3 separate regions of the Homo sapiens genome follow, and all the other regions are linked to region 1. The links are chromatin loops, found by intact Hi-C in ENCODE. Cell type or tissue: PC-3. All regions are shown on one strand.

Region 1 (8,000 bases):
CACTACCTGTTTACACGTGGCTTCAATGTGGGTGAATTAGTTTGAAATTCCCATTGAAGGCAGCCTCCAAGGGTTAAAAAGTCACAGTAAGACAACCTGTGGCCCTGTACTTTAAAGGAGGGATGGGAAAGTATACTGTATTTATATTGGAGACGTTGGAAAGATTTGGAGACCTTTGTTTTACTCATTCCTCCAGTTACATCTTAGCCCTTAGTCCTTGTCATAGTAGTTTCACTTGCCGCCAGACACACATCCCTCACAACATATACACAAGCTTTGTGTCCAGACTGTCACCTTGATTTTATTTATTTTACCCTAGGCACAGATCTGACCCTAGCTATATTGCCTTTGATACTTAAAGTAAATTTAAGATCCTGCTTCTGTTATTTTAATTCATTCTAGGCCCTATACCTCTGGACCTAAGTGTCTACTCTGTGAGGTATATAGTTTAGCTAAAATAAAATGAATGCCATAGATCATAATATATTTGAAAGCATCTTGAATTTGGATTTGACTCCAAACACTTCATTATATTTTGTTAATGCTAGCATGTAATAAATACTGTGATAACTTAAAATCTGCTTAGTTTCATATTTTTTATGATTCTAAAGGGCTCTTATAAAAATGAAATCAAAGAAAAGCATAATTTACATATATGAGGTTTCCTTAATGTCTTCTTAATGAAGTTGAAATCATTTATATTTATTCTCTTTTAGTATTGTGCTTCTGCTAAGCCAAAAACAGGCACTTGAAGAACTGAAACAGTCAGTCCAGCAGCTGAGATGCACTGAAGCAAAGTTTTCAGCACAGAAGGAATTACTAGAGCAAAAAGTGCAAGAAAATGATGGGAAAGAGCCACCTCCAGTAGTAAATTATGAAGAAGATGCACGATCAGTTACATCTATGGTAAGCTAAAGAATAATCCAATGAGAAACTTGGAAGAGTAGTGTCTAGGTAATAAGTGCATACAAAAATTATTTAAATTTGCTATAACAAATTGTTACTCTTGTTAATATGCAGGTCCTATTAAACTTGTTTGTAAATGCAAAATAGACTTGTCAGTCACCTCAGGTCACCTGGAGAGCACTTTCAGGAACCACCTGTAGAGTCAGAGGAAAAAGTTCTTCTCTTGCCTTCAAAACTGAAAGGAAAGACTGCAGTTGTTTTTATTCCTGGGAGACAGCAGGAAGGTAGGGTCTTATTCTTAAGAGAGAAGTAAGCAATAAGAAGAAAGCTATTTATTGATTTTTTTCTTCTTAAGTAGAATCTTATTTATCTGAGATTGCTGGTGTATTTATTGCTTTTAAAATACAAAATATTGATTTAGTTTAAGAATTTTTTTTCTGCTCATAAATGTGACCCTTAGACTACAATAAATACATTCAAATTCACCAACTTGAAATTCAACTTTATTTCATAGTTTTATTAACTGTTTAAGAATGCCTAGTATAAAGTCTTTCTTCTTCTCTCCTTTCCTTTCCACTCCTCTCCTTTCTTCTCTTCTTTGCTCCCCTCTCTCCTCTTCCTTTCTGTCCTCTCCTTTCCTTTCCTTCCTCTTTCTCTCTCCTTTCTCCTTCTTCCTTCCTTTCCCTCCCTTCCCCTCCCCTTCCTCCCTTCCCTTCCCTTCCCTCCCTTCCCCTCCCCTCCCCTCCCTTCCCCTCCCCTTTCCTTCCTTCCTTCCTTCCTTTCTTTTTCTTTTTCTTTCCTTTCTCTCTTCCTCTTTCTTTTCTCTCTCTTCCTCTTTCTTTCTTTATCTTTCCTTTTTCTATTATCTACCTATTGATCTATCTATCTATGTATGTTGGTGGTTCTCACCCCCTGCCACACACATACCTGGGACATTTGGTAGTATCACCAGACACTGTGATTGTCATAACCAGATCTAGTGGGTAGAGATTGGTGATGCTGGTAAACCTCTTAGAATGCACAGAACAGCCCCTCCCTTCACACTCCCAGCACAAAATTATCCAGGCTAAAATGTCAAAAGTGCCAAGGTTAAAAAAGTCTGAGCTACATCCTTGGCATTTCCTGTGGGTAACTTACAGAACTATTATAGTTATGCTATAGCTGATATTTTAGTACTTTTTACTTTATGTTGTTCTAAATAGTATGATTTGATTAAGTGGGTTCATATGTCTCCATAGCAAAAAAAAAAAAAAAAGACCGTATCTGAGAATACGGTAAATGTAGTAATGAATATGAAGTATTTAAACAATTGTGGTTATTACTATTACTATTAAATATTAAAATTAAACTATTGTGGTTGTTAGTAATATTGAGCCATATTAATCTACACATCACTTTGTGAATTGTGAATTATGAATCCTTGCACTCTTTCACTGTCCTAGCTATAAGGATCTCAGCACATGTACCAAGGACCCTATTAAATTCCCTTTCTTGCTTCATGATTCTTGATAAGTATCTGGCATATGTGTTCTTTCAAAGGAACTTTTGAAATGTTTTCCTTTTGTTTGGCTTTGGAATATCTTATCTAGTAAATCTTTTGTTCACTGAGTGTGGTTTATAATATTTCCCTGTTACCATGACGTTGTGGAATTGGTTATTTAAAGGCTTGGCTGGGCGCGGTGGCTCACGCCTGTAATCCCAGCACCTTGGGAGGCCGAGGTGGGTGGATCACAAGGTCAGGAGATCGAGACCATCCTGGCCAACATGGTGAAACCCTGTCTCTACTAAAATACAAAAAAAAAAAAATTAGCTGGGTGTGGTGGTGTGTGCCTGTAATCCCAGCTACTCAGGAGGCTGAGGTGGGAGAATCATTTGAACCTGGGAGGTGGAGGTTGCAGTGAGCTGAGATCGTGCCACTGCACTCCAGCCTGGTGAAAGGGCAAGACTCCATCTCAAAAAAAAAAAAAAAAATTCTGATCATCTGGAGTTTAATATTTCATAATCATTGAAGAAAAGTTTTGTTTAACTAATGAATAGATAATGTTTCTGAGGTAGTGTATAGTGTAGTTTAAGAGAATGAATTGCCTTCCGGCACCTTCAAGTTCTGCTCTCGTGTCCATTAATTCAATGGTGATAATACTTAATATATTTTTACAAGATGGTGCTGCATATTTCATTTTATCAAATTTATTTTAAATTGTTGAAATACTAATTATAAATTAGATCTTGCCTATTTGCTGAAGCAATGCTTTTAGTCATTAAGGATTTTTTTGTAAAAGAATACTATAATATATGTAGTTTAAAGCAATAAATTAATATTTTACAAATAAGACAGGGCATTCTTACAAATTAATGCCAGTTAATGAGATTTTACAGCATTTTTTCAGAACAATTAGAAATTTTTACAATGCCCAATTCCTAAAACTTAAGAATACATCTACATGTGTCAGTGAAATCTTTGTGTAATTCAGTTTTTCAATTAATAATTAGAATATTACTTTTCAGTTTACTTGGAAACGAAAACAATCAAAGCTTTAAATGATTTTGTCCCCAAATGACTGTTTAAGCATTGCTTTATGAATAATGTTACAAGAAAAGCCTGGAATTCACATAAGTGGTTCTATTGGTATTTTCTCTTTATAAATTCCATTGCTATAAATGGTATACAATTTCAATAAGAGACTTATTTGAATATTGGAAGAATTGGAAGAACTCAAAATTAAACTATTGTATCATGGAAAATTGTGAAAATTTGTGTAAATATTATTTGAGAGCAGGAGAGACAATGAATTATGCTCCATGATCTTAGTTAATGGCAGTGTTACTGAAAATACCGACTCTTCGGTGGTGAATGCTTCTGTAGAAGAGTGCTTTAAGGAACTGTACCATTGAAATGTGCCATGCATTGGGTATTCTTATAAAGGTTCCAAATGATCAAATGTGTAATCAGGGTTGGGGTTGTATAGTCAAGTTCTTAGTGTTTGATGTTTATTTTGTCTTAGTCTTGATGTTTATTTTAGCTCTATGAGTCAATGAGAGTTAAAGCTCATTGTTACAGTTTAAACGTTTGCTCTCTCCAAAACTCATGTGGAAATTTAATTGCCATTGTAAGAGTGTTAAGAGGTGGGACCTTTGAGAGGTGATTAGGTCAGGAGGGCTTCATCCTTATGGATGTAATTAATGTCTTTATAAAAGAGGGAGTTTGGCTCCCCTTTACCTCTTTGCCCACCTCCCCACCCCCGCCATGTGAAACCAAAGGATTCTTTTCCTTTGGAGGATGCAGTCTTCAGTGGTCCATCTTGGAATTGGAGATTGGGCTCTTTTCAGATGCCAGGTCTGCTAGCACCTTGATCTTGGACTTCCTGGAACTGTGAAAAATGAATTTCTTTCTTTTTTTTTTCCTTCACAACTATGCTAATGAGGAAAGCTGTGGTTATGCTAGATAAGTATGATGAATTAAGTAAGAGAGGGGAAGAGGAGTGAAGATGCATATAAGAAAGTGATTATAATGATTAAAGAATTAAAGCTGTGTAATAAAGACAGAGGCCATCAAGAGAGGAATGGAGTATAAGGAAAAGTGCTTTGAGGAGATAGGTTGTTAAATCAGGTGATTATGGCATAATAGGTTAGATAATAGAATCTTAAAATTTTGGAATTTCCTCTAGCCAGTGACAGTAAGCAGAATCAGAAATAAAAGTGAAGCATCTTCAATGGCACACCTGTAAGGGAATATAATAAATAATAATCACTTTGTGTCTACCACAGAAATAAAACCCTGCCATTTTATAAACCTTAATATTATTTAAAAAATAATTTTGGTAGACTGGATGTAGTGGCTCACACCTGTAATGTCAGCATTTTGGGAGGCTGAGGTGGATTTACTGCCTGAGTTCAGGAGTTTGAGACCAGCCTGGGCAACATGGCAAAACCTTGTCTCTACAAATATATAAAAATTAGTCGGGTGTGGTGGCACATGCCTGTAATGCTAACCACTCAGGAGTTTGAGGTAAAAGGATTGTTTAAGGTGTGTAGTTTGAGACTGCAGTGTTCCACGATTGTGCCACTGCACTCCAGCCTGGGTGACAGAGTGAGAGCCAGTCTCAAAATAAAATAAAAATAATTTTGGTCTATTAGTAGAGTAACCTTTAAAAACCATAAATCACAGTTTTACCTTATTTGCAAAGGTTCACTCTACTTCTCTGAACTTAACAGAGTGTTTCTAAGGCTTAGGATAACATTGGAAAGATTAGTCTTTTCTGTTATACCATCAAGCTTATAGACTACCGGAGGGGGAATAAATTCATTTGAACTTTGGCAGTACTCTATTAAAGAGGAAAAAAACGGGCTATAAGAATACACATCTTTAGAGCATTTAGAGATGATATCTTTGAGACCATTATAATTACAAAAGGAGAAGTACAATGATAATTTATGGAAGGTTTTCCTAGCAATGTTAGTCATATTTATTTTGCTAGGCTGGCAGTAGTACTAGTCTGAGTTTTGTTGTATTGATTTGATTCATTAGATTAGATCTTTATTTTCTCTGTGTATTTCCCATTAGTTTGTGGGATGTTAAGAAGTGTACCATGGAGAAGTGAGTTGCAGAATTTGAGTCATGTTGGGTGAAGCCAAAAGAAACAGTAATATTGACTGCAGGAACTTTCTAAGCCTTTAATATTAAATGTCCAAGGGGGAAATAGTATATGGGATGCAGTGTTTCTGAAAATATTGTCCCAATTCCCTTTCAAGGAGCCTCCTGGGAGGACCATAGTGTAATGGAGCATACTTTGGGAAATGCTTAGTTAGAAGATAAATCCTTTCTTATTGAATTGGGATAATGACAGATTAAATGTCTAATAATTCTGAAGAATTTTGAATTGCTTATGTGTTGTTGAATTTAAGGATTATTTTATATAATAGTTCAATTCTAGCTCTTTGGGGTAGAAGAATCTGCCTTCTGGAGCAAATTAGGAGGGTGAACTCTGTTGACTCACAGTGATGAGAATATCAAAATTTTCTAATCTCCAAGTAAACATCAGCTGCTTTCTTATTATATTTATTTATTTATTTATTTATTTATTAAGAGACATGTTCTTCATTCTTTTTTTAGTTATCTAGTTGTAAGAACATAATAAATATTCAATTAGTATATGCTGAATTAAATAATTGGACTTCGTTTTCCCTTCAGAATAATCTGGTTATTTAACTTTATGACAATATATGCTTTGGACCAAACATATAATAATTTTTGTTGAAAGAGTCTCCCTTATATGTCAGATATGTCTAGAATTTATGGCACCATAAAATGAATTTCTACTTTATAAATGTAATTAGCTAGTCTGTATGATAATTGCCTTTGTTTCTGAAATTGCACATTTTGTTTAAGCCCTTTTGCTAGACCAACACACAACATAGATTTTTCTTCTCTGCACATGTTACTTAGTTTTGCTTAATTGAGCAGCAGTATCAGTAAAATCCTATTTTGTTACATTTTCAACCAACAACACATTTAATTTGTTGGCTAAAAATTGTCAGGCCAGGCCTGGTGGTTTGCGCCTGTAATCCTAGCACTTTGGGAGGCTGAGGCCCGTGGATCACTTGAGGTCAGGAGTTCGAGACCAGCCTGACCAACATGGCAAAACCCTGTCTCTACTAAAAATACAAAGATTAGCCAGACATGGTTAAGATCCCTTAACCTTTCTGAGTTTTCTTTTCCGTAGAGGGAGGAAATGAATATATACCTCTTTTGCCTTACAGGATTTCTGTGACACTGAAATGAGATAATGTGTATAAACATATTTTGTATATTATAAAATCCTGTAGAAAAATATCAGCTTCTATTTCAGTTTTTCTAAAAAATGTACCTTAGTTTACAGGTAAATTAATTGATATTCACTGAGTTCTTAAGTATGAATTGTAGATTTTCTGTAAGATTATTTTACATATTTCTTATTCATAAAGGAAAAACCTTAATTTCTTTGGATAGGTAGTACATGCACATTTACATGGGTCTAAGTGTCCTTTCTTAGTGTCCCAGTTCTCTTCCTTAGAGGTAATCTTCCAGAAGTGTTGTATGCAAATAAAAACACAAGTGTAAATGATATGCCTGCTGTTCTTTTTACACAAGTGTTACAGCATACAACAGTAGTGTTCTGTATCTTGCTTTTTTACTTAATGCATCTTAGGTATCATTTTATAATAGTGAATGTACAGTTACTTCAGTTTTTTTTCATTTATCCATTCAAAAAGCAAATATTTATTGAATGTCAGGTGTCAGGTATCATTTTAGGTTTTGGGGATACAGTAGTGAACAAAATAGAATTTGTTTTCACTGTTATGGGCCTTTTACTCTAATTGGAGGGGACAGTGAATAAACAAACAAATAAATACATAGTATGTCACATGGTGGTAAATTCTTTTGAAAAAAAGCAAGATTGGGGGCAATAAGGCAATGAGTGCTGGGAGTTATTTTTATACATAGTGTGGTTAAGGAAGGATTCCTTGATAAAGTGCCATTTGTGCAGATATCTGGAAGAACTGAGAGAGCAAATGAGACTGCTTGGGGTGAGAATATTTCAGGCAGTGGGAAGAGCAGATGAAAGGAGGAACCAAAAGGAAGCCAGTGTAGCTGAAGAGAGAGAAAGTAATAGGAGATAGGGTCTGAGAAGTAATGGGCAGTTAGATCATAAAGTCATACAGACCCACGTAGGACTTCAGTGCTAATTCATAGAGAAATTAGAAATCATTGAGCGTTCTGAGTGAGGGAGTGACATTTTTACATGGTTTTCAATTTTTTGTTGTAAATACATCTTCAGTGAAAATCCTTGTAATACTATTGTGTGTAGTTTATGTGTAAGATATATTTTAGGTTTTGTTCAGCTTATATAGGTTTAGATTTTACTGTCAAAAAAGTTGAAAAGTTTCTGAACCTGAGAACAATGTCAGTTATAGATATTAATTATAACATTAATATTTCAGTTTTGTAGATGAGTAAATTTTTGCTTCCAGCTTTTCTGTGGCATGAATTTTACCATGCTGAACTTCAGTGTCTTAACAAACCATTACTATTATTAAATTCTTCTATGGCTCTGACA
Region 2 (8,000 bases), 220 kb before region 1:
AATTTGAGTCAAGTAAAGGGTGAAGTTCAAAATGAAAGCAATAAAGGATTATTTTCAAATCTGATGATAATATGTCCCCATAAGCATTCTAGTGAATGTAGATTTATGGACATATGTGACTTTGCAACATGTTTTAAAATTATAGTGGATTCCCTGCAGTGCCATCTTTGACAGCTGGTCCCATGCAAATGTGAGGCTGGACTATTAACCACACAACATCACAGATGAATATGAGAAGCATGTTTCAGGCTGTCATTCATTTTTATTTTTTAAGACATTAACTACAAGAAATGTGAAAAGATTCATTATATGCAGAAGAAGAAATGGAACTGCTTTCATGATTTTTTTCCTATTGAGGCTGAAAGAAGTAGTTCACTGAATTGTGTGTAAAGAATAAGCACTTATTTGAGGAGGAATTTTGTTAAAATAATATTTTTAAAATCCAAAATGAATAAAATCTGCCAAAATTTTGTGAATTGTTAAAACAAAAAAAAAACCAGTTCACTAGAAGTGTCAGAAAGAATCTGTTCTGCAAGTTGATTCTGAATCAGTGTTAATGTGGTAAGATCCTCACTTATTATAAGTAAAATCCAATATACGGTGGGTTTATGATTCCATTTCTTTGGTAAGTGGGTAGGTCAGAGCTTAGGATACATCTTGCTAAAGAAAAAGCACTGCTACAGAATTGATGTGGGCGAGACCCATATCACAGTAAGAGTTTTAGATGCCTAATACTGCAAGGCTGTCCATTTTATAAGTGAGAATGGAGGCTCACAGGGAATCCATATGGAACTACCGTCAGCACCAACAGAATCAGTCTGTACTCTGTGTCCTGTGAGGGAAACCATGGGATTCCAAGAGGAAAGACGTGAAGCACAGAGACATTTCTCCAACTCTTGGCCACAGAGCAGAAAGCCCAGTGAACTGCTGAATTAAAGAATGCCATTTGCATATGCACAGCTCTCTTTTTCAAACCTCAGTGCCTCTAACACCTCCCAGTCTTCCTCCCAGAAAACTGGAGCTGTTTCTTGCCCCCGGCTGGGACCTGGTTTCCCCCATGGTCTGGCCAGGACTGAAATAGTATCACTTGCCCATAGGTGCCGGTACACAGAACTGCAGAGAGTGATCAGAAACAGAACCCAACCTGCCTTTAGTCTAAAGGGGCATGGCAGAGAGTGATGATCAGGATTTGGGACAGTGGGACCAAAAGTGAGAGCAGGAGAGCTTTACAGAGGATTTCCAAGCAAGGGAGATAGTTCTCAGCAGCCTGGTGGTCATGGGTGGACATAGAGGAGAAAAAGAATCTAACTGAAAAACAAGTAATTTCTTCTCCTCCTCCTCCTCCTCTCCCTCTTCCTCCTTCACTTCCTCATCCTCCTCTTCCTCCTTCACTTCCTCCTCCTCCTCCTCCTCCTTCTTTCTTATATGCTCTTGTGGTGGTTTTAAAACACGTCCACAAATTCTTTCACACTTCTCCCACCAAGAGGTAAAGTCCATGGCCCCTCCTCTTGAAACTGAGTGGATCTTCGTGACTGCCTCAATGAATAGAGTACACTGGAAGTGACACTGAGTCCCTTATTGGCTAGGCTAGAAAAGACCAGGCAGCCTTGGCTGGTGCCCCTGGGATACTCACTCTACTCACTCTGGGAGCCTTTGGCCACTCAGTAAGAAGTCCAGCTGCCCTGAGGTTTCCTTGAGACCATGTTGGGGGGCAACATAGAGGGAGAGATACCCAAGGAACTCAACTGTTCCAGCCCTAGCTGCTGGAGTCTCCCCAGTACAACTACCAGCTATAAATGGTGGAAGGGCCTTCAAGATGACCCCAGGCCCAGCTACCTTTCATGGCATAGCAATAGATAACTTGAACAGAACAGCTCTCCGTAATAGGGGCTTTCATCTTTCTTTTCTCAAAAGGGCAGGTATCCTGGAGGTCTGAAGCTGTCTTTGCTCAGAAGGTTAAGTCTTTGTTTTCGAAAGTTTCTGTCCCTCTCTCTGTGTCTCTATCTTTCTGTGTCTCTGTCTCTCTGTCTCTCTCTCTCTCTCCCTCCCTCTCTCTAACCGCAGGATTGTGTGGATAGGGAGGGCTCTGTTGATTGAAAGAGAGGAGAGAACCCAGTTCTAAGTATGGACGCTTTCCAGAGCCTAGAAGAAGTAAAGGGGTGGTAGGTTCTTGTAGTTGACACTTGTGCCCTCCCCTACACAGAAACTCAGAAGGATGTCTGATGGGACTGGTGCAAGAATGCCTGTTTGCTGAGCACAGAATGCCTCAGTCTTTAGAGCCTCCTCAGAGGACCCAGTGGCTGACTTCGGTGCAGAGGGGCAGGTGCCACAATCAGCAGAGTGCCATGTAATAAGTACAAATAATGAGGATCTCAGTGCAACTATGATGAGCTCATACCAGGCTCTCCTCCCCAAGGTTTTTGGATAGCACAAGCTGCTTGGGACCCTTACATAACACTAGAGAAGAGGAAGAACTCCTAAACATGACTGATACTGAATTTTCCATTGTAATTTTTAATTAAGAAAAATACCCTTTATTGTCCCAAAGATTTATTAAATCAATCTCACCTGATAATATACATACATTTGTGAATGGTGAGATTACCTTAACCATCCCAAAGGTGTTTACTATCTTCATATGAGGTTTTGGTATTAATAAATCAAATGATTTCTTATTGATGAAAATTTTAGGCAATGTAAAAAATAGAAATTTTTAGAGTAATTAAGTCATGAGAAGGTGCTTTTGGGGCTTTGGGGGAATCCATTAAGCTGCCCTTGCTCTTGAGAGCATCCCCATTTCTTCACTTCTGAAATGACAAGATCTTTCAAAGCCCCAACATGGCTTGAGTGTTTGAAAGCTCTAGGATGATTTTTATTTGTTCTCTCTGATAGAAATGTCAAATGCAGGAGTTTGTGTGACACAAAATGTTTAGGCACACATAGCTGTTGCCATGAACAAAATCTTCTGTATACAAAGGAAGTATTCTGAACTGTTTCCATTTTAGTTTCCAGTAGCCTTTAAAATAACCAAATAAGATCAATCATTAGGGCTTAATGACCCAGAAACTAATGCTGGAAACATTTACTCTTTAATGATGTCTCCTCTTCCTTCCTTGGCCTCCCTAACTAACATAAATTCATCATTTGTCTGTGTCTATGAAGTAAGATCAGATTGACTGGGGGTCTCTTCTCAATATTTTTTTTTTACCTTAACCATGTACTGCAGTTGATCAGAGCAATTAACAGTGATCCAATCCAGACAGAAAGTTATTTTAAATAACCTGACAACCAATCTGAATTCCAACTCTATGAAGGAAACTTGGCCAAAATGTGTTTAGTGTGTTCAAACATAGGCACTATTCAAAATCAAAGCAGAAAAAAAATGAAACTCTGTTAAAAGTGGCTCAAGATGAAGGCATTGCAATTCCCATCTTGAGGGCGGCTGATGAGTTCTTTTCAAGGTGAGGTGTGCCCTAGCATGCAGAGAGGACAGAAAGGGATAAAAGGAACAAATAAGCAAACAGAATGTGCTCTCAGAACTCCCAGCTTGATTTCCTCAAAGAAAAAGTAGAAATAGATCAAATCAAAGCATTCTTTAAAGATGCTGAGGTGGCTTTAACTGACTAAAATGTAGCTTTAAAAAAATCAGTATCCTAAATGCCAGGTGATTAATAAAGGTCAAGCAGGCAACTTCCGGACTTTATCAGTATAAGCTTAGTCGTGTGCCTTTATTAGGAAATGATCAATACCTTCCTACTTAGCAATATTTTAGGGAATATTTTCCTATAATAGGTAAGGTTTTTAAAATATGAAGACAAAAGTGTAGTATAGTTACTTTGTTTTTCTGGTAGAGCTAAGGAAGTAAATGAACCTCACAATAGTCAGTTTATGCACCCAAGTGAGATTAATTGCTTTACTTACACCATTACATTATTACACAATTCTTGTTATGTGGGGTTTTAAAAGTCTTCACTGTTTAAGCTGTTTTCATTTTAGTTATTCTGTTATTTACAACTGAAAGAGAAAACTGGAGAGGTCTTTGTGAATCTCTACCATATTTTTTTATGACTTTTGATTTCAAGAACCAAAATTGAGGATAAACCTGAAGCAAACACTGTTGAAATGGCCTTTGCAGTACAGACTTCATAGGCTAGAGGGCACAATTGTTTTAGCTGGTCCAAGGCAATGGAAAGCAAAACCTAGTCAACTGTTTCTTACACAGTGACCTAGCAGTTTTAAAATTTGGACCAAGAACGTGAAATTGCTCCTCGCTAAAAATCCACATCTGCTGGAAGAAACAGTAGAATAAAATGTGCATTTTCTATAGTAGTTTTGGATGTTTTTTGCAGAGGTCCTGGGCTTGTGAGAAAAAATAGAACACTCCAAAAGGTCCTTTGGTTCAGCAAAATTTTCCTATCTTAGATTTATCAAGCTGTCCACTCAGTTTTCAATGTGGCCTTTTCCTTCTAAAAATAACATCCTCAGCCGGGCGTGGTGGCTCATGCTTGCAATCCCAGCACTTTGGAAGGCCAAGGCGGGCAGATCACCTGAGGTCAGATGTTTGAAACCAGCCTGCCCAACATGGTGAAACCCCGTCTCTACTAAAAATACAAAAAAAAAAAAAAAAAAAAAAAAAAAATTAGCCACGCGTGGTGGCAGGTGCCTGTAATCCAAACTACTTGGGAGGCTGAGGCAAGAGAATCACTCGAACCCGGGAGATGGAGGTTGCAGTGAGCCGAGATCACGCCACTGCATTCCAGCCTGGGCTACAAGAGCAAAACTCCGTCTCAAAAACAAATAAAATAAAATAAAAAATAATAACAGCCCCTCCCTCCAATGTTTGTATGTATATATGCATATAACGTACTTGACAAGGAACTTGGTAAATACTTGACTATCATTAGGAAATTACAGGGTTGATTCTAAGTAGTGAGATTATGTCTTCTATGAAAATGGTTTCTTTTTAAAATGTACACATATTAATAATTTTTTTTTCCTAAAGCAGTTAGTTAGTCAATGATATTGTGTGGCCTTAACATTGTCTCTGCCTTTATTTGTTCCCTTCCTGCTTAGGGCTTTCTGGATCTTCTTTGCTGTTTTACCTTTTTTAATATGAAATGCTTCTGGTTTCTCCTCCTCACATATCATGTATGACCCCAAGTCCCAGATTATTTTTCTCTTTACTCATTTCTTCTGCTTCCTTCATGCCAGCACACCCAGGCAGAAGGAGAGCCACAGGAAAAGTGACCTCCACACTCACAAATTCCTGCTTCATTTCATCATGTTTTTTGCCTCACAAACTACAATTCTTATTCCCAAATTCAAATTTTTTCTTGAGTGATAGTTGTCTTTCTCTTCTTTCTGCACACCCAAAGATCTCAAGTAGGATATTTGGGGACTGATGAAGGGGAGAACTCAAGGAAATGATTGGGGCCTCAAAGAAGCTTCTAGGCCAGGTGTGGTGGCTCATGCCTGTAACCCCAATACTCTGAGAGGCTGAAGTGGGAGGATTGCTTGAGCCTAGGAGTTCAGCGCCAGCCTGGGCAAAAGAAGGAGGCCCTATTTCCACACAAAAAAATTTTTAAATAGCCAGGCATGGTGATGGGTACCTGTGGTCCCAGCAACTTGGGAGGCTGAGATGGGAGAATCGCTTGAGCCCAGCAGGTTGAGGCTACAGTGAGCCGTGATCATGATCATACCACTTTACTCCAGCCTGGGCAACAGACTGAGATCCTGTCTCAAAAAAAAAAAAGAAAAGAAAAGAAAAAAGAAGAAGTTTCTAGATAAGGGATAAATGTCTCATTAGATATGATGTTAAATACTTTTTGAAGCCAATCTTTCCACTTCCACCTATGAAATATATTCCAAACCCATCTGTGGTAGGCAGAATGTTGGGCCTCATGACCTTCTCCCTCTGGAGTCACTCCTGTGAATATGTTACTTTACATGGCAGAATGGACTTGACAGGTGTAATTAAGGTTACTAATCAGCTGACCTAAAATGGAAGGTTATATTGGCTTATCCAAGTAGGCCCAATGGAATCACGTGAGCTCTTAAAAGCAGAGATATTTTTCCAGCTAGTAGTAGAAGATAAAGTCAGATATTCCAAGATGAAAAGGATTAAAAGTGCTGCTGTTAACTTGAAGATTAAGGTAACCATGTCAAGGAAATGGCAACCTCAGTCCTATAACCTCAAGAAACTGAATTCTGGCAGGGTGCAGTGGCTCACGCCTGTAATCCCAACACTTTGGGAGGCCGAGGCAGGCAGATCATGAGGTCAGGAGATTGAGATCATCCTAGCTAACACGGTGAAACCCCATCTCTATTAAAAATACAAAAAATTAGCCGGGCATGGCAGCGGGCACCTGTAGTCCCAGTTACTCAGGAGTCTGAGGCGGGAGAATGGCGTGAACGTGGGAGGCGGAGCTTGCAGTGAGCCGAGATCGTGCCACCGCACTCCAGCCTGGGCGACAGAGCAAGACAATGTCTCAAAAAAAAAAAAAAGAAAAAAAAGAAACTGAATTCTGCCAACAAACTGAATGCGCTGGAAAGCAGAATCTCCTCAAGAGCCTCCAGATGAGCCCTGTCCTGCTGATGCCTTGATTTCAGCTCTGCTAAACCCTGAGTAGAAGACCCAGTTGAGCAATTGCTGTGCCCAGACTCTTGACCCACAGAACTGTGTCCATGATAATTATTTACACCACCATTCTTGTTACGTGGGATTTTAAAAGTCTTTCCTGTTTAAGCTATAGTTCTTCTCTTATTTATATTTTAAAAAGAAAATTTATATTGTCTTCTCAAGCTGTGAAAAAAAGGCTTAAAAGTTAAAACTTTCTTTGCATATGTATTATAGAAATGTATTGGTCTTTTGATGAAAGAATGCAGCTGTCTTTGCACTGACTGAATGGATGTCAAGTGCTAGGCTCTGTGCTAGTCAGTTTATAGATCCCACTTCCAGTCCTCATCACAACTTTTATGTCCCAGAGGGAAAACAAATGATCAAATTGAGGGAAAAAAACAGCAACCATATCTGGTGATAAGAAAAATAAGGAACGTTATTTCAAAAAGGAGGCAGGTATATAAGGAAATAGTTTATTTTTGAATCTGACTCCAGTATGTAAAATGTCCAGGGTTTTAGGAGCCACCTACAGAGGGGAAATGTTTCTATCTTTAAGGGTTATGAACCCAGCCTTTCTCTCTGGATGCACTTAACATTTTTTCCTTCATTTCAACCTTGGTGAATCTGACGATTATGTGTCTTGGGGTTGCTCTTCTCGAGGAATATCTTTGTGTTGTTCTCTGTATTTCCTGAATTTGTATGTTGGCCTGCCTTGTTAGGTTGGGGAAGTTCTCCTGGATAATATCCTGAAGTGTGTTTTCCACCTTGGTTCCATTCTCCCCGTCACTTTCAGGTACACCAATCAAAAGTAGATTTGATCTTTTCATATATAGTCCCATATCTCTTGGAGGCTTTGTTCATTTCTTTTCACTCTTTTTTCTCTACTCTTGCCTTCTTGTGTTATTTCATTGAGTTGATCTTCAATCTCTGATATGCTTTCTTCCGCTTGATCGATTTGGCTGTTGATACTTGTGTATGCTTCCCGAAGTTCTTGGCTGTGTTTTTCAGCTCCATCAGATCATTTATGTTCTTCTCTAAACTTGTTATTCTAGTTAGCAATTCCTCTAACTTTTTTTCAACGTTCTTAGCTTCTTTGCATTGGGTTAGAACATGCTTCTTCAGCTCAGAGGAGTTTGTTATTACCCACCTTCTGAAGCTACTACTGTCAATTCGTCAAACTCATTCTCCACCAGTTTTGTTCCCTTGCTGGCGAGGAGTTGTGATCCTTTGGAGGAGAAGAGGCCTTCTGATTTTTGGAGTTTTCAGCCTTTTAGCGCTGGTTTCTCCCTATCTTTGTGGATTTTTCTAGCTTTGGTCTTTGATGTTGGTGACATTCAGATGGGATTTCTGAGTGGACGTCCTTTTTGTCGATGTTGCTACT
Region 3 (8,000 bases), 550 kb after region 1:
ACTTCTTTTTTTTGTGAGACAATGTCTCGCTCTGTCACCCAGGCTGGAGTGTGGTGGTGCCATCTTGGCTTACTGCAACCTCCACTTCCTGGGTTCAAGAGATTCTCATGCCTCAGCCTCTCGAGTAGCTGGAATTACAGGTGTACACAACCATACCTGGCTAATTTTTGTATTTTTAGGAGAGACAGTGTTTCGCCATGTTGGCCAGGCTGGTTTTGAACTCCTGGCCATACATGATCTGCCTGCCTCAGCCTCCCAAAGTGCTGGGATTACAGGCATGAGCCACCCAGCCATTATAACATCTTTTTATGCTGTATTCACATCCATTCCCAGGCCCATAATTAGATACTTTATGCAAAATAACTGAAAACTCTGTCTTGTTAGTTCTGTAGCAAAAGACATAGAAGTTCATAAGATTTCTTGCTAACTCAAGTATGTTTTGCTTTTTTATTTCTAGTTTTTTAATAAAAATATGAAAGCTGATTTAGAAGTGATGGGAATATCCACCCACAAAATCAGGATAATTGATGCCATGTGCCTTTTATAGAACAGAGTTTCTCACTCCAAAGTGAGAATCGAGTTCGACAGTGTTTTCTGAATGAATGCATACATCTTGATCCAGCAACTCTATGTTTATAAATTTCTAAGAAAATACTCATGGTTACCTGCAGAGCTTTAACCACATGTGAATATATACCAAATACAGGCAGAAATTTCTAAAAAGTAAAAAATCAACTTAATAAATAGTAGATTGCAATTTTATATTGCTTACAAGCCACATGTGATAAGGCTTTCATGTATATTAACCATGATATTATAAAAATAATTCTATGAAATTGATAGTATTAGTTTTCTCATCTCACAGATAAGGAAAGTGTGGCAAAGAAAAGCGAATACTCTTTACTTCAGTCATGAAGCCTGTCATGATCTAGCTTTGGAAGCCATGCCAAGCCACTTCTGCTGCAGTCTCTTCTTTAGAACTGACTCAGGCCCAGCACAGTGGCTCACTCCTGTAATCCCAGCACTTTGGGAGGCATATATTCATGAAAAAAGAATATAAGGAAACTCATGGAAATATTAACAGATTGCTGGACTTGCAGTTGATTTTTATTATTTCTATTTTTTGTTTATCTGAATTTACTAAGATTGACTTTGTCTAGAGAAAATCAAAACATATTTTTTGTAGTTGTTGTTAAATTCGACCTTTCTGTGAGATGACTTCCGTGTACTTAACTCCTTATCTCATTACCTTAAAATAATATGTTGATAAACCTTTGACTGATGCTGTATCAAATTCTTTTTTTACATTGTATGTAAACTGAGAGACAGTGATGTTGGGGAAGCTGTGACTTTAGCCTGTATTTATTGACATGCTGATGCTCAGATATTTGAAGTCTGAACTGAACTTAAAACTCTTGGTTCTTGCCTTTTGTTCTGTTGAATAGAAACCCCAAAGTTGCTTCATAGGATTTAAAGTAGCCAGAGAATATTTTTCCCTTTTAAAAACATGACCTATGCACACAGTGGCTTTTAGATACAAACAGATCATCCATTTGATATAGAGACCTCATCTCCTCTCATCTTAACTCTGATTCATCAGTGGCCCTTGCAGTCTCACTGAGATAGACATTCAGGCATAGTTTGTTGGATTTGTTCTGGTTCAGTGGTGGACAAAATTAGCCCATATACAGATAGCATCCTCCCACATTTAAATGAAAAGAAGAAAGTCATTGTCAGGCCTTTATTAGCCCCACTAAAATTTTGCCTCTCTGATTAAAAAGTTCAGTTTTTAAAAACTCACTGAAAAACATTGAGAGACTCAAACTTCATTTTGTTCTCCCCTCCAGTAAGTTACATCAGGATTCAAAATATTAAAGACAGCTATGATTAGAAAAACCATAGTGTGTTGGCCTTGTAAGCGGGCTTAGAGATTGTAGGCATGCATTGGTGGTAAGGAAGCAGAGCCTGCAAGTGTTGTAACTTACAAAGGTTACACAGAACAAAATGGGGTAACCAGACAAGAATTCAGATCTCACTTTAGGACAACTCTTTTCTAATTATACCACGCCACTTCTTGTTATGAGAACACTTTCCTGAAAATTTCCAAATTGGCTTGAGACCTCTGACATTTCCATATCATTTTTTCTTCTCATTGAAGATCATTAGGTCAAAACCATTGTTCTTCAGGAAAGTATGCCATGGTCACCATGCCCTTTTCTGAAAGAGAGGCTACATGTTTATAGTGAGAATATGTGGGTAATATCTGTAAATCTCCTGCAATGAAGCTATAATTGTATTTCTCATTGAGGTCATAGTTCTGCCCTGGGGAAAGGATAAAAAGAATCAGAATTTACCCTTTTTAATGTGGGGGTTCCCCACATTGACTTGGATGTAAAACTTTGGAAAAAAGCTTTTGTCATCTATTCCCCAACTGCCAACTGAGAGACCTTGGTACCGGAGCTCAGGACAGATGGATGAAGAGTCCTACCTTTAGGCAGAGAACTGGAGGCAATTTAGCTATTGTTTATCATTTGCACCACACAGAGAATTAAGGGAATATGAAATGCTTTATCTATTGGTATTCTGCTATTGCCATCTCATTGCGATAAAAAGAAATATAAGTATGGTATCACCCCAAACAAGAGGTAGGTCCAAGTTTAGAAGATTCCTACACCTGTATGATAGCATCTGTGATTTAAAAGTAATTTTATTTTACCTGATTCTCTTACCAGTTCTGTGATGTTAGCACAGTGGAAGATAATGGAATCCAGGGAAATGAAGTGACAGGACAATGACCACAGTCTGTTCCTGCAGTAGGAACCAGTTCCTCGGGTTTCTTCCTAGTCCTTTTTAGATATAGCTAAGGGAATCTTACAGACATGGAAACAATCAATTTAGATTATAAAGGTTTATCAACAAAAAGTATTCTGCTAAAGGCAAAAATCCTGTGATCTAGGTAGTCAGAACGCTGTCCTCACAGGGGCAGAAATGTTCTTCAGCTAAAGTATGTTCAGAATGGCTTCTTTTCCTTCTGGCTTTTGAACAAGAATTTGCAACTTTGGAAGACTATTCTCTCAGCGGAGAGAATGGCAAGTCTAAGAAAAAAAATGTTTATTTAAAAAATGGTATCCAAAAAGAAAGCTAATGCTTTTCATACTACTTAATATGTCATTGTTGTGTTACATTAGAAAGCAACAGGGTTTTGATGTGCCCTTATTATGGTTTACAGACTTAAAAAGCAGAAAAAAAAAAAAGGAAACAAAGGTCTCCCACCCATGTGGCAAAGTGTGCTTTGAAGTTCTGCTGCAATATGTTTTATAGATCTTGAGACAGGTTCACAAATTGCCAATCTGCAAAGCTGTCTGGATGACCTTTCCACACATAGAGGTGACCTAAGCAGAGTAGTATGCTGGCAATGACCAGGAGGCTGAGAAACTAGTTTCCTCGTAGAGCATGTGTTCATTTACGATTTTATTCACATTTTGCTTTGCACGCAGACTCAGTTCTTTTAGTTTAGTTTCCTTTCATTCAGTTTCCACAATTTGTATGGTTGACTTAGCGAAATAATTACTTTTGGTAAAAAATATTCCTTGAACATTATTCATTATTTGGTTCATCATTTGCAACAAATATCTTTTAGGTTAGACATTGAGCTGGTAACTCCATTTGTGGTCTTGCCCCTCTTTTATCCATTTAGCTTTTCTATATGCTGTTTCCTCCATTTAGAAATCCCCTTACTGTTGCTCTTTTCTAACAGTCTCCTCCTTATTCTGCAGACTCATCTTTTCTGAAAAGACTTTCTTCATCCACAAATGGCTTTGATGCTAATACCTTTATTTATGCCTGATGGGAATAGATGAGATCACTCAGGAAGAATATGTCATGTGAAAACAGAAGAACTGGTTTGTACCGGACACAGAGGAAACAGTGCCTGCCAGGGAGAAGGGAGAGGAGTGCTAGAGAGGGAGGAGAAAGCCAGGAGAAAGGCCAAGGGGTAACTGTTTCTACATGCAGAGCGTGGTAAGTGCCAGTCACTGCTACAGAGAAGACAAGCAAACTGAGAAATGGAATGCGTCATTGGTCTGTACTTGTATCTGCTCATTTTCATACAGAATAACACCAGAATGACTCATAAGAATCTAACAGTGGTTACTTATAGAGGTGACTGGCCCTGAGCAGCTAAGGATCATGTACAGAAGGTAGACTTTTATATTTTGCATACCTTCTAAAGTTTCTGAGTTTTGAACTACGTGAATGAATTACGTATTAAATACACTAAATCAAAATTATTTAGACTCACACCTGTAATCTAGCACTTTAGGAGGCTGAGATAGGGGGAGGCACTTGAGACTAGTAATTCAAGACCAGCCTGGACAAACATAGTGAGAACGCACACCTAAATATTTTTTTAATAAAAATAAATGAAAGAAAAAATTTAGACTAACTATAATACTCTAATATTCATATCAAATTAGCAAGATATACAAACTTCCAAAATTTTTATATAAAATTAAAATTGGGTTTAATGGGTCAAATGATCTAAATCAACATTTTGATGAAATTCATGTAATAAATCCTTGGCAAAAATCATTATTGCATTTGTTAATTATACTGTATTGGAACACAGAAAATCTTTTCCAATCTATTTGGATTGAGAAACATTTTATTTGTATTTTAGTGTTTAATCATTTCTGGCTCTCAGTCAAGCAAACAAAATATTCTGAAATGCTATAATGCATTTTCTCAATGCTACAAAGCTTCTGCAATCTTTTCTTACTTTACTTTTCTTTCTTTTTTTTTTCTTAAGGTAGGTGAAATGCAACAGAAATACAAGATTTATATGTACCTAAGGAGGGATAAAATCTTTATGTCCATCACATACTTTATCTAATAAAGTAAGAATGTTAAAAAGACAGTTTTCCATTTGGGGAAATGAGGTAATGAAAATGATAGAATTCTGATTTCAAAGGATTATTTGTTGAAGTGTTAGTTTCCAAACAATCCAAACAGGTAAACCAAGGATTTTTTTTCTGGCTTTACATATGATATACTCTATTATTATAAATCTTATTATTATACACTTTTTAAAATGTATTGGTTACATACAGTAAGTTTTGTGTCTTAAAACAAAAATATTTCTATCCCATTTGCTGCCATCTCTATCTCTTTCTGTATTAAAGCACCCTTGTGAGAAAAGCTTGGTCTCTAGCAGTCTTGGGAGGACATCCAACCTGTCAGATCCTCCTTTCTGGGTTTATTTATAGCTAAATAAGAGATATATATATATATAACCAATTTTACCTGAATAGTATGAAATAAATTCCATTTTAATTTTATTGTTTAATAAAAAGCCAGGAGAGGGTAGAGCCAAGATGGCCAAATAGGAACAGCTCCAGTCTACAGCTCCCACGTGAGTGACACAGAAGATGGGTGATTTCTGCATTTCCAACCGAGGTACTGGGCTCATCTCACTGGGGAGTGTTGGAAAGTGGGTGCAAGACAGTGGGTGCAGTGCCTCCAGCGTGAGCCGAAGCAGGGCGAGACATCGCCTCACCGGGGAAGTGCAAGGGGCCAAGGAATTTCCTTTCCTAGTCAAAGAAAGGGGTGACAGATAGCACCTGGAAAATCGGGTCACTCCCACCCTAATACGGCTCTTTTCCAATGGTGTTAGCAAATGGCACACCAGGAGATTATATCCTGTGTCTGGCTCAGAGGGTCCTACGCCCACAGAACCTCACTCATTGCTAGCACAGCAGTCTGAGATCAAACAGCAAGGTGGCAGCGAGGCTGGGGGAGGGGTGCCCACCATTGCGGAGGCTTGAGTAGGAAAACAAAGGGGCCAGGAAGCTCGAATTCGGTGGAGCCCACCGCAGCTCAAGGAGGCCTGCCTGCCTCTGTAGACTCCACCTCTGGGGGCAGGGAATTGCCAAACAAAAGGAAGCAGAATCCTCTGCAGACTTAAATGTCCCTGTCAGACAACTTTGAAGAGAGTAGTGGTTCTCCCAGCACGCAGCTGGAGATCTCAGAACTGACAGACTGCCTCCTCAAGTGGGTCCCTGACCCCAAAATAGCCTAACTGGGAGGCACCCCCTAGTAGGGGCAGACTGACACCTCACACGGCCGGGTACCCCCCTGAGACAAAACTTCCAGAGGAACGATCAGGCAGCAACATTTGGTGCTCACCAGTATCCGCTGTTCTGCAGCCTCCGCTGCTGATACCCAGGCAAACAGGGTCTGGAGTGGTCCTCCAGCAAACTCCAACAGACCTGCAGCTGAGGGTCCTGACTGTTAGAAGGAAAACTAACAAACAGAAAGGACATCCACACCAAAACCCCATCTGTACATCACCGTCATCAAAGACCAAAGGTAGATAAAACCACAAAGATGGGGAAAAAACAGAGCAGAAAAACTGGAAACTCTAAAAATCAGAGCACCTATCCTTCTCCAAAGGAACACAGCACCTCACCAGCAACGGAACAAAGCTGGACAGAGAATGACTTTGACAGTTGAGAGAAGAAGGATTCAGACGATCAAACTACTCCAAGCTAAAGGAGGAAGTTCGAACCCATGGCAAAGAAGTTAAAAACCTTGAAAAAAAATTAGATGAATGGCTAACTAGAATAACCAATGCAGAGAAGTCCTTAAAGGACCTGATGGAGCTGAAAACCAAGGCATGAGAACTACATGACGAATGCACAAGCCTCAGTAGCTGATTCAATCAACTGGAAGAAAGGGTATCAGTGATGGAATATCAAATGAATGAAATGAAGCGAGAAGAGAAGTTTAGAGAACAAAGAATAAAAAGAAACGAACAAAGCCTCCAAGAAATATGGGACTATGTGAAAAGACCAAATCTACGTCTGATTGGTGTACCTGAAAGTGAAGGGGAGAATGGAACCAAGTTGGAAAACACTCTGCAGGATATTATCCGGGAGAACTTCCCCAATCTAGCAAGGCAGGCCAACATTCACATTCAGGAAATACAGAGAATGCCACAAAGATACTCCTCGAGAAGAGCAACTCCAAGACACATAATTGTCAGATTCACCAAAGTTGAAATGAAGGAAAAAATGTTAAGGGCAACCAGAAAGAAAGGTCAGGTTACCCACAAAGGGAAGCCCATCAGACTAACAGCTTATCTCTCGGCAGAAACTCTACAAGCCAGAAGAGACTGGGGGCCAATATTCAACATTCTTAAAGAAAAGAATTTTCAGCCCAGAATTTCATGTCCAGCCAAACTAAGCTTCATAAGTGAAGGAGAAATAAAATACTTTACAGACAAGCAAATGCTGAGAGATTTTGTCGCCACTAGGCCTGCCCTAAAAGAGCTCCTGAAGGAAGCACTAAACATGGAAAGGAACAACCGGTACCAGCCACTGCAAAAACATGCCAAATTGTAAAGACCATCGAGGCTAAGAAGAAACTGCATCAACTAATGAGCAAAATAATCAGCTAACATCATAATGACGGGATCAAATTCACATATAACAATATTAACCTTAAATGTAAATGGACTAAATGCTCCAATTAAAAGACACAGACTGGCAAATTGGATAAAGAGTCAAGACCCATCAGTGTGCTGTATTCAGGAAACCCATCTCACGTGCAGAGACACACATAGGCTCTAAATAAAGGGATGGAGGAAGATCTACCAAGCAAATGGAAAACAAAAAAAGGAAGGGGTTGCAATCCTAGTCTCTGATAAAACACATTTTAAACCAACAAAGATCAAAAGAGACAAAGAAGGCCATTACATAATGGTAAAGGGATCAATTCAACAAGAAGAGCTAACTATCCTAAATATATATGCACCCAATACAGGAGCACCCAGATTCATAAAGCAAGTCCTTAGAGACCTACAAAGAAACTTAGACTCCCACACAATAATAATGGGAGACTTTAACACCCCACTGTCAACATTAGACAGATCAATGAGACAGCAAGTTAACAAGGATATCCAGGAATTGAACTCAGCTCTGCACCAAGTGGACCTAACAGAC

What was found. Hi-C counts contacts between places; a loop is a spot of excess contacts. Peaks named below come from ENCODE experiments on the same cell type or tissue, not always from the same donor. Only the 100,000 strongest peaks of a DNase experiment are listed, where the experiment ranks them.
Region 2: a loop joins it to region 1, with 2.9 times the contacts of the local background. A loop is called at or near these places in 4 of 110 quality-filtered maps.
Region 3: it touches region 1 in a loop (3-fold over the local background); 2 of 110 quality-filtered maps call a loop at or near these places.

What each region holds. Positions count from the first base shown.
Region 1 is chr5:108,896,943-108,904,942 of GRCh38, forward strand. FER (FER tyrosine kinase) reads left to right here. Exons shown (of 20, transcript NM_005246.4): 10 at 717-906. Among named protein-coding and RNA genes, the nearest start is that of FER, 150 kb to the left of the region's middle. In PC-3, no CTCF peak of the experiment used is centred here; a DNase peak (open chromatin) is centred at 3,879; H3K27ac peaks cover 1,120 bases.
Region 2 is chr5:108,677,333-108,685,332 of GRCh38, forward strand. No RefSeq gene overlaps it. Among named protein-coding and RNA genes, the nearest start is that of LINC01023, 47 kb to the right of the region's middle. RefSeq lists enhancers at 4,063-4,563, 7,912-8,000. In PC-3, a CTCF peak has its summit at 4,127; a DNase peak (open chromatin) is centred at 4,169.
Region 3 is chr5:109,451,900-109,459,899 of GRCh38, forward strand. It overlaps LOC105379117 (a long non-coding RNA gene), which reads left to right. Exons shown (of 8, transcript XR_001742838.2): 2 at 3,777-4,020. Among named protein-coding and RNA genes, the nearest start is that of PJA2, 46 kb to the left of the region's middle. In PC-3, no CTCF peak of the experiment used is centred here; a DNase peak (open chromatin) is centred at 4,012; H3K27ac peaks cover 795 bases.